Regions from separate parts of the Homo sapiens genome. Here region 1 is linked to region 2. A link is an interaction called in ENCODE POLR2A ChIA-PET data of the cell type or tissue named here. Cell type or tissue: PC-9. All regions are shown on one strand. Links, peaks and the distances in the headings refer to the core of each region. The heading gives the core; the rest is flanking DNA. Region 1 overlaps LOC105375402 (a long non-coding RNA gene). Region 2 has its middle 80 kb from the start of TFPI2.

Region 1 (5,392 bases), core at 180-5,179, 100 kb after region 2:
TCAGTCAAGACTCTGGGCTTCTGGCTGAAGAGTCAGCAACACACCCCACCACGTGTCTTCATCAAATATGCTCTGAGTATTAAGGGATTCTGGGATTAGTTACTGAATGTCTTATCTATTTTTCCTCAAGAAAAGCTTTTTATCCTCCTATTTAAGTTTACAAAACCCTCTCCATACAGTCCTCCCAACCTCCACCAAGCAATTCCTGTCTCTCTCTCGCACTCTATTTTCCTCCGTAGCACCGTCACCATCTGGCATACTACAATTTATTTGTTTATTTAATTGTGGTTTGCCTCTAGAAGTTTTCCACCTGCAAATTAGTATTTATTTAGTGAAGTGTTCAGTATGGCCCCTTTCCTCCGATTAAAATAAATACAAAGTAAATATTTGCTATGACATTTAGTTTACCATTGGAGACAGATTCTGAAGCCCAGCAATGTGAAGTTAAAACCCCGACTCTTCCACCTTGTCATTGAGAACTTTGGACAAATGACCAAATGACTTCAACTCTTTGAACATTTTTTTTTTTTTTTGTATAAAACTAGTGATTAGGATAGATTATCTGAATACTTGTAATCCCTTAGATCACAAATGGGTATATAAAAGGAAGCCTAATAAATGTCCTCTATTATTATACTTCCCGTGGACATTTTCCCACCATCTGGAATTTGGTCATACTGATCCCTCCACCTGAAATCTCCCTCCACTCCACCCCACCCCATTTTCAGCCTTTTGAAATCCTACTCTTCTATGAGACTTTCTCTCCCAATCTACCTCAAGAGTATTTTGTGTATCTCTTAAGTCATTTAACATTACTTTACTTTCTCTTATTATAATTTCTATGGTTGTCTTAATTTCAGTGCTGTATTGGAAATTTCCCAAGCCAGAAGATCTGTTCATCTTTGAAACTGTCATATCAACTAACAAATTGTCTGGACAATGAAATTGACTTTAAAAGCAGGCAAGAATAGTGCTTATAAAATGTTTATATTGGATAATTCAGAATTCTTATTGACTTAATTCATGATTAAATCACCAGTAGGGGACAATTCCTGTTGCTTAAAACACAGATTGTCAGCAGGTTTTGAGTAAGAGAGAAATCACAGGAAGGAAGTATAGAGAAAGATGGTCCAGGAAGAAGGAAATGAAATCATGACTGTCCCACAGGCTACAGAGCTATAACTGTCAGTGACTTTGGTTTGTTCAGAATTTGTTATTTCAGGACTGGGATAACTAGGTTAAAGAAAATGAAGTAAGACTACAAGGCAACAAAAACCACTCCCACACAACCTTAACATGTGACTCTTTAACAAAATTTTCTGGTGTCATTAATGAGAATGAGTTATTATAGATACTACAATATATCATTTGAGCTACTTGGACTTTAAACATATTTTGCACACATAGATGAGTGTAAGCTTTAGTAAGAAAAAGAAAAAAGAAAAGAAAACACCTCACTGTTGTTTTAATTTGTACTGGTTTTATTTTAGCCAAATTTTAAAACCAAGCTAATATCAATCTTCCTAAATTACTAAAATATGAGTTAACATGAGGAAAATAGTAAACTGAGTAATGAGAATGATCAATTATGTATGATGGGAGTTAAAGTCTTACAGAAAAAAATGGTGAGGGAAATCTGTTTTTTTATTTTTTATTTTATTTTATTCTTTTGAGACAAGAGTCTCACTCTCTCACGCAGGCTGGAGTGCAGCGGTACGATCTTGACTCACTTGCAACCTCTGCCTCCCTGGTTCAAGTAATTCAGTCCCACCACGCCCGGCTAACTCTTTTTGTATTTTTAGTAAAGAAGAGGTTTTGCCATGTTGGCCAGGCTGGTCTCAAACTCCTAACCTCAAGTGATCCTCCCGCCTCGACCTCCCAAAGTACTGATATTACAGGCCTGAGCCACCACTCCTCACCGGAGAAATCATTCTGATACCATGAATTATAAGTAGTTGCTAAGATACTCAGAGCATCAGACACAGTTCATCTTTTGACTTGGCATTCTCTTCATCTAGAAAAGGAATCTTAGGGTCAGGTGCAGTGGCTCATGCCTGTAATCTCAGCACTTTGGGAGGCCTAAATGGGAGGATCACCTGAGATCAGCAGTTCGAGACCAGCCTGGCCAACATGGTGAACCCTGTCTCTACCAAAACAAAAACAAACTTAAATATACAAAATTAGCTGGGCATGGTGGCGTGTGCCTCTAATTCCAGCTACTCAGGAGGCTGAGGCAGGAGAATCACTTGAACCCAGAAGGTGGAGGATGGAGGTTGCAGTGAGTGGAGATCACGCCATGTATATACTTCTGAGAATTTAGGGATGATGATAAGCCTGGAATTTAATAATTATTCTCTTCCACCTTTACGAGTCACATTTTTGGAATGAGGAAAAAGATTTAATCAGTATGAAATCTGATGACATTCTTGACTTCCGTTGCCAGTTGTGTTCTGATTCCTGGGTCTTGTCTCCTTTGATGTTGGAGGCAGTGTCTACGGGGAATCTTTAGCTGGAGCATGGCCAGCTGTTTTTCCTTTGTCTGGAGATATATCCAGAAGGAGTGGGAAGGGTGCAACTTTCTTCTTTCCTACAAAGTACGTATGCATTGGTGGAAAGCAGAGAGAATCAAACTGAAATTATACGACCTGAAAACTTATTGCAGTAAATAAATTCTTGGCATCTGGAGTATTCTGTTTTAAACCAAATGAGTCATCCGTTTTTCCTTCCCCTTAAGGTATCCAAATGTTGTGAAGAAGAGATTACGTTGAAGAATGATCTGGCAAGGATCCACTGGTAAAGGGCATCCCAGAGGACAAAAATCCCTTCAAAGAGCTCAAAGGAGGCTGTGTGATTTCAAAATACCAAAAAAAAAAGAAAAAAAATTAAACAAATTCTTGGAAATATCTCAAACGTTAACAACAATATGGATTTTTTTCACACATAATGCTACTACTATGCATGTACATGAATTTTTAAATTTATAGATGTAAACTTTTAATAAAAATTGGGGTGTGGTAACCCATCATTCTATGTTTTTCTTAACATAGCTGGCACAGGGTTTAACACATAATTGCCAAAAAAATATTGCTTAAAGTTCTTTAAAAAGAACTATGTTTTATAAATGATTCTATATTATTCTGAGTTGTCAGCATATATTTACTGTTTTATGTTTTTTCACTTCCCTTTCAATACTTATAACTTTCTACCCAGAAATTTTGTGGTTAAATTTCTGTTTTCTTTCCCAAACTTTCTCTTGCTTATGGAATTAGGAAGCTTATTTTTCTGATATGCAGTTCACCTATCTTGTGACTTTTCCCCAGAATGCCAACTGGGTTGAGGGTTCAGTCTGTGGTCACGGAGCACGGTGAATTTAACCAGCAGCAGAATCACGGTTATAAGCATGCACTTAGGAGCCAGACAGTTCTGGCTCTGCCACTTTACTGCCCAACTCACTTTGGATAAGCTACTTAATTCTTTCTAAATTTGTTTCTCCTAGCATAGGATGAAGACAATAATGGTTATATCTTCTGTTTTGTGTAGGGGTTAAGTAATACACTAATGCAACTATAACACTCAGCATATTACCTGGTCCATGGTAAGATACAATAAGTGTTAACTAGTATTATTACTGAGAAAGGATCTAGACAAAATTTCTAAAGTGCTTTAAGAAACATGCTATTTTACCCTATCATCATGAAGACTCAACACCACAGTCTTTTCTTTAACAAGGTGAGCACACATGAGAGAGAAATCTCCATCACCTACATCAGGTCCTTCTGGCATCCTGTTGAGTTTACATGAGTCACATTTCACTACCATTGTGTTAATGACTAAGAGAAAACTTGCCTCTGCTTCTGTAACAAATGACAAGTTGTAATTACCTAAATCAGTAACCACTTTTGTGGTCAGTGTTTTCTTGTTGCTGTCTCACATTTACAGTGCTATTTTGTATACTTCAGTGATCAGAATACTCAGAAATACTAATTGATTGTCACACTTTAAAAAAAAACATTAAAATTATCTATTATTTGGTCTGGAAGGGAGTCTGAAAGTTGTACCAAAGTTTGGCTTCTAGCACAATGCCCTCCCACTCTGATCATCATAAATGCTCAACAAATATCTGTTGACTCTTGTCTAAACTCTTCATTTTGAAATGGAGAAAATAAAGTTTCAGAGAAGTCACCTGACAAATTTCTTCGGTCAAGACTCTGGGCTTCTGGCTGAACAGTCAGCAACACACCCCACCACGTGTCTTCATCAAATGTGCTCTGAGTATTAAGGGATTCTGGGATTAGTTACTGAATGTCTTATCTATTTTTCCTCAAGAAAAGCTTTTTATCCTCCTATTTAAATTTACAAAACCCTCTCCATACAGTCCTCCCAACCTCCACCAAGCGCTTCCTGTCTCTCTCTCTCAGTCTATTTTCCCCCGTAGCACCATCACCACCTGGCATACTACAATTTATTTGTTTATTTAATTGTGGTTTGTCTCTAGAAGTTTTCCACCTGCAAGTTAGTATTTATTTAGTGAAGTGTTCAGTATATCTCCCTTTCTCTGATTAAAATAAATACAAAGTAAGTACATGCTATGGCATTCAGTAACCTGTAGAAGATGGTCCTAACCAACATCTCTAACTTTCAGTTTACCATTGGAGACAAAGTTTGCAGCCCAACAATTCAAAATTAAAACCCTGACTCTTCCACCTTGTCATTGAGAACTTGGACAAATGACGTGAACTTTTTGAATCTGTTTTTTTTTATATATAAAATTAGTGATTAGGCTAGATTATCTGAATACTTATAATCTCTTAGATCAGAAACGGGTACATAGAAAGAAGCCTAACAAATGTCCTCTATTATTATACTTCCCGTGGACATTTTCCCACCACCTGGAATTTGGTCATACTGATCCCTCCACCTGAGATCTCCCTCCACTCCACCCCATTTCAGCCTTTTGAAATCCTACTCTTCTTATGAGACTATCTCTCCCATTCTACCTCAAGAGTATTTTGTGTGTCTCTTAAGTCATTTAACGTTACTTTACTTTTTCTCATTATAATTTCTACGGTTGTTTTAATTTCAGTACTACATTGGAGATTTCCCAAGTCAGAAGCACTGTTCATCTTTGAAAAGTGTCATATCAACTAACAAATTGTCTGGACAATGTAATTGACTTTAAAAGCAGGCAAGAGTGGTGCTTATAAAAGTTTATATTGGATCAAACTTCCTAAATGCCTCAATAATGTGTTTACATGAGGAAAATAGTAAACTAAGTAATGAGAATGATCAGTTATATATGATGGGAGTTAAAGTAATATAGAAACAAAATTGGTAAGAGAAATCATTTATTTTTATTTGTATTTTATTTTATTTTATTTTTTTGAGATGGAGT
Region 2 (5,392 bases), core at 262-5,261:
TAGAAAAAAAATCCAAAATTCATATGAAACCAAAAAAGACCCCACATAGCCAAAGCAAGACTAAGTAAAAAGAATAAACCTGGAGGCATCCCACTACCTGATTTTAAACTATACTATAAGGCTATAGTCACCAAAACAACATGGTGCTGGTATAAAAATAGGCACATAGACCAATGGAACAGAATAGAGAACCCTGAAATAAACCCAAATACTTACAGCTAACTGATCTTCGACAAAGCAAACAAAAACATAAAGTGGGGAAAGGACACCCTTTTCAACAAATGGAACTGGGATAATTGGCTAGCCACAGGTAGGAGAATGAAACTGGATCCTCATCTCTCACCATATACAAAAATCAACTCAAGATGGATTAAGGACTTGAACCTAAGACCTGAAACTATAAAAATTCTAGAAGATAACGTTGGAAAAACCCTTTTAGACATTGGCTTAGGCAAGGATTTCATGACCAAGAACCCAAAAGCAAATGCAATAAAAACAAAGATAAATAGTTGGGACTTAATTAAACTAAAGAGCTTTTGCACAGCAAAAGGAACAGTCAGCAGAGTAAATAGACAACCCTCAGAGTGGGAGAAAGTTTTCACAATGTATACTTCTGACAAAGGACTGATATCCAGAATCTACAATGAACTCAAACAAATCAGTAAGAAAAAAACAAACAATCCCATCAAAAAGTGGGCTAAGGACGTGAATAGACAATTCTCAAAATAAGATATAAAATGGCCAACAAACATACGAAAAAATGCTCAACATCACTAATGATTAGGGAAATGCAAATCAAAACCACAATGTGATACCACCTTACTCCTGCAAGAATGGCCATAATCAAAAAATCAAAAAAAAATAGTAGATGTTGGCATGGATGTGGTGATCAGGGAACACATCTACACTGCTGTTGGGAATGTAAACTAGCACAGCCACTATCAAAAACAGTGTGAAGATTCCTTAAAGAACCAAAAGAGGAACGACCATTTGATCCAGCAATCCCACTATTGGGTATCTACCCAGAGGAAAAGAAGTCATCATACAAAAAAGATACTTCCACACTCATGTTTATAGCAGCACAATTCGCAATTGCAAAATTGTGGAACCAACCCAAATGCCTATCAATCAACTAGTGGATAAAGAAACTGTGGCATATATATATGATGGAATACTACTCAGCCATAGAAAGGGATGAATTAACCGCATTTGCAGCAACCTGGAAAAGATTGGAGACGATTATTCTAAGTTAAGTAACTCAGGAATGGAAAACCAAACATCATATGTTCTCATTGATATGTGGGAGTTAAGCTATGAGGACATAAAGGCATAAGAATGATACATCGGACTTTGGAGACTTAGGGGGAAGGGTGGGAGGGGGGTGAGAGATAAAAGACTACAAGTAGGTGGCATTGTATACTGCTTGGGTGATGGGTGCACCAAAAACTCATAAATCACCACTAAATAATTTACTCTTATAACCAAATACCACCTGTACCCCAATAACCTATGGAAAATAATTTTTTAAAAAAATATTTAAAATATATATTATTTTATTATTTATCTGTGGTTTTGTTTTTGGCCTTAAAAACTTCTTTATTTGCTATTAATAGAGCAACACAAACATTCTTTGGTTGATGTTTGCATTAAATAGTTGCTCTGGTACATTTCTTAGCTCAGAGTCTCTCATAAGGCCACAAGGTTTAACTAAGGATTAAGCTTAAAAGAGTCCTCCTGTGGCTTCACTGGCTGCTGACCACGGATATTAGGTCTTTATCCTATGGGCTTCTCCATTAGGACAGTTTGCGGTATGGCAGCTGTACTCTCTTTCTCTTTTTCTTGGTTGCTGTGAAGGAAGTCAGCTGCCATGCTGTGAGCTTCCATTGAAGACAGAAGTCTTCCTTCTAAATGCCACGTGAGTGAGCATGGAAGTCAAGCCATGCAATGACTGTCACTCTGGCTAGCACCTTGATTGCAATCTTCTGAGAGGCCCTGGTCCAAAGTCACCCTGCAAAACCAATGCCCAGAATTACTGACATATTTATTTCAAGCTAATAAATTATAGGCGTAATTTGTAATATGCAGAAATAGATAACTATTACGTAGATCAAATGAAAAGATTTTCCAATGTGTAGAAACTACATAAATTCTTTTCTTACAGGACAATCTTATTCTAATCAATAACATTTGCTTTTAAGGCAGATAATCCTCCAAGTTTTCTAATGATATCTGAAACTATTAACTGATTCTGTGAATTATGAAATCTGAAAAGGAATTGGAAGTTGCTAAAAATCTATCATTTGCATTGACCAGTGTGAAGCACAGTGGAATGAGAATGCGTGCCCTGACACCAAAGAAAAATAAGTGACTGGAAAGCTGAAGAATCACCGGCTTCAGTGACATGGAACCCAGTGATTTGATTTTTGACGAGTATCGGGTGACTTTGAGGTGGTCAAGAAACCACACTTTAAGAACAATGTCCAAAAAGGGGAAAAAAAAGAGCAACCAAAGAAAAAAAATCCATAAAATTGCACAGAAGAAAAGAAAGAAAAATAAAATACACAATATGGACGATGGAGAAAAACAGTTACATTTCTTTATGGATCAAGAAGTTTGTGTACACATAATCTCATTTTGAGATATATAACTATTTTTGTCTTTCAGAAGTGAATCAAAATATTTCAAAATGCTGTCTTATGAAACTACAATATTCTCACAGATTAGAAAAGTTTTTCTGTAAAAGTCAGATAGTAAATATTTTAGGTTTTGCAGTGTCTTTTGCAACTACTCAACTTTCCTACTGTAGCACAAGAGTAGCTGTGGTACTGTGCAAATAAATTGCTTGTGTTCCAATAAAGCTTCATTTACAAAAACATGCCATGGGCCATATTTGGCCTGTACACTGTTGTTTGCCAAGTCCTAATATAGTTGCTTAGCAAGTATTGTGAGCTATTTGAGGAAGACATGAAAGTTCATTGGGTTGCTAAAAAGTATGTAGAAATTCAAAGGAAAATTAAAATTTAGGCTAAGTTATAATACACTGTTTTAACAATTGTAAAATGTAAGAGAAATTTACAAATAAAAATCCCAAATAAAAGTCTTCTTGTCAGGTAGATTCTGAGAAGCAAAGAATAGTTAAAAAGTAATAAGCTACTTTTAGTCCTTAAAAGAAAAGATGTTTCTTCTGAATAGCTTTATAGTAGTTATTAAGATTATAACATGTGCTGAGCAAATCTTAGTAGAGGGAGAAATAATATTTTTAACTTGCATCTAAAGAATATTAGTAGAAAATCTTACATCTGGGGAATGGAAAATGTCTCATTAAAATAAAGAGAGGACATCTACATCCTTTTCATTGACTCTAAAAACATGGCTTACTTCTTTGGAAAAGGTTTCTGGTTGCAGATTCAAAATATATCATCAGTGACCAAATGTCAAGGGTTAAGAGATGTTCAATGAAATGTGGTTAGTGAAATGTCATGTGGCAGAATTCTGATGGTGAAATGCTATAAAATGAGGGGTCATGGCAACCTGTGGTGTGAAAGAAAATGTCAGTGATGGAATAGAACAGTAAATAACCCTATCCTGCTTGTTATCTAAATGGAGACTTGGCAGTTCATTTCATTTTCACCTGATCACTTCAATTCCTCCCTCTTTATGCACATATCAGTGCCCCTTTGCTCACTCTTTCTTTTTCCCACATATATTTTAAGTGATACATTTTTAATGCTTTTAAAAGTTGAATAAAAAATGATAGAAATCCTAGCTAGCTATTTTTTTTCTCACAACAAACCCTGCTAAACAAAAGATAGTAAGCGTAAGATATCATAATATGATAGAAGGTTGTCCTTGAGCCAATTAGATTCTGGAAAATTACTCATGGTTGTTCAACCTTACAGTCTTATTAAGAGAAAGGAAATATGAGGTCTGATTTTATGCTTTCTGTAATTTTTTTTCATGTGCTCTAACACACTTTATCTGATTTGTGATATTTATGATGTCTCCCCACGTATTTGTGAGTATTGCTGCTCATACATTCTGTGGTCAAAACATGTTCAATGTGCCAGAAGTCAGGGAAGTTTGGAAGTAGAAATTGCTTTGGAAGGTGTGATAGGCTATTACTTTGGTCACCAGCCATATGAACCAGCCTCACGGTATCCTCATCCTTGTATAATCTCCCCTCTTTACATATGGGCTGGCCTGAAATCTGCTTTAAGGAATAAAATGCAGCAGAAGTGACAATGTGCCAGTTCTGAGCCGAAGCTTTAGGAAAACCTAGAGGCTTTTTCTTTTGCGCTTTCTACTTTTGCGTTTGGGGAAAGCCAGCAGCCATTTAAGAAGTCCAGTTACCTTGGGAACACTATGCAGTGAGGGAGGTCAAGCTGACCATGTGAAGAGTCCACATGGTAAATAAATGAGGTACCCCTTCCTCATTCCTCTTAGTTGAAATAGTTAGTGTGGCTCAACGTAAATTTAAACAGAAGCCTTCAGCACCTATCATTATACAAGACCTATTTACATAAAGACCTATTTACATTTATTATCCCCACTTCTCCATTTAATAGTAAAATTTGGCCTCTTCTTATACTTAGCATAAATGAGTAATATCAAACAGTGCACTAACCCAACCTTAATACCTTGTTCACATCCATTAAGGCCTCCATACCCAATATTACTGAAATTACTGACCGTACAAACAGTAATCTGTAAATATTTTGTTACTGTAGATTACAACAAAAGACTCTGGAAGCTGTTCAAATTGGGATACAACAGGCATTCCTATTATTGCCCCCAGAGACTCCTTTATTGTAGAGGCTTTGGCAACTTCCTCATATCTTTTGGAGTTTCTGGATTATCTACCATGGCTATAAGTTGTCCTTAGGCTTCACATGTAAGGAACTGCTCTTCTTAGCTTATGCTACATGTCATTAGAGTGGCAGCTTCTGTCCACACACTGGGCACATGACCTTCCATATCCAGCTGTCATGGAAGCAGCAACCCTCAAGTTCAATAAGACTACTAGGTCCTATTTGTTACAGGATAAAGCCAAGCCTGGGACCTCTGGCATATCCCAGCTGTAGGAGGGGTTGCTCTCCTCAGTTCTTAGTCCCTTGCTATATGCCAGAATATTTGAAGGCACCCTGAAATAACAAGAGGAGAAGCCCCAGACCTACGACCCCAGTCTAACTGATGTATCCATCCCCCAGCCATTTTGCTTGCACCAGTTGATGCCATGTGATGCAGAAATAAGCTAAACTATCCCCAGCATCCTCTGTCTAAATTCCTGCCCCACAGAATTGTGAGCATGCAACACAGCAATTGTTTTAAGCCCCTGCATTTTGGGATAAATAGGTAGAAAAAATAGATAATTGATATAGAAGAAAATGCTCAA

The links. ChIA-PET counts read pairs that join two places held together with the same protein. Peaks named below come from ENCODE experiments on the same cell type or tissue, not always from the same donor. Only the 100,000 strongest peaks of a DNase experiment are listed, where the experiment ranks them.
Region 1: POLR2A ChIA-PET joins it to region 2 with 5 read pairs; 2 of 35 experiments call an interaction of 5 or more read pairs at or near these places.

The regions. Positions count from the first base shown.
Region 1 is chr7:93,912,253-93,917,644 of GRCh38, forward strand. LOC105375402 (a long non-coding RNA gene) reads right to left here. Exons shown (of 3, transcript XR_927751.3): 2 at 4,184-4,268; 3 at 1,690-2,843. Among named protein-coding and RNA genes, the nearest start is that of GNG11, 6.8 kb to the right of the region's middle. RefSeq lists an enhancer at 2,087-3,286. In PC-9, for the core only: no CTCF peak of the experiment used is centred there; DNase peaks (open chromatin) are centred at 2,399, 2,729 and 3,799; H3K4me3 peaks cover 1,004 bases; H3K27ac peaks cover 1,895 bases.
Region 2 is chr7:93,807,885-93,813,276 of GRCh38, forward strand. No RefSeq gene overlaps it. Among named protein-coding and RNA genes, the nearest start is that of TFPI2, 80 kb to the right of the region's middle. In PC-9, for the core only: no CTCF peak of the experiment used is centred there; no DNase peak of the experiment used is centred there.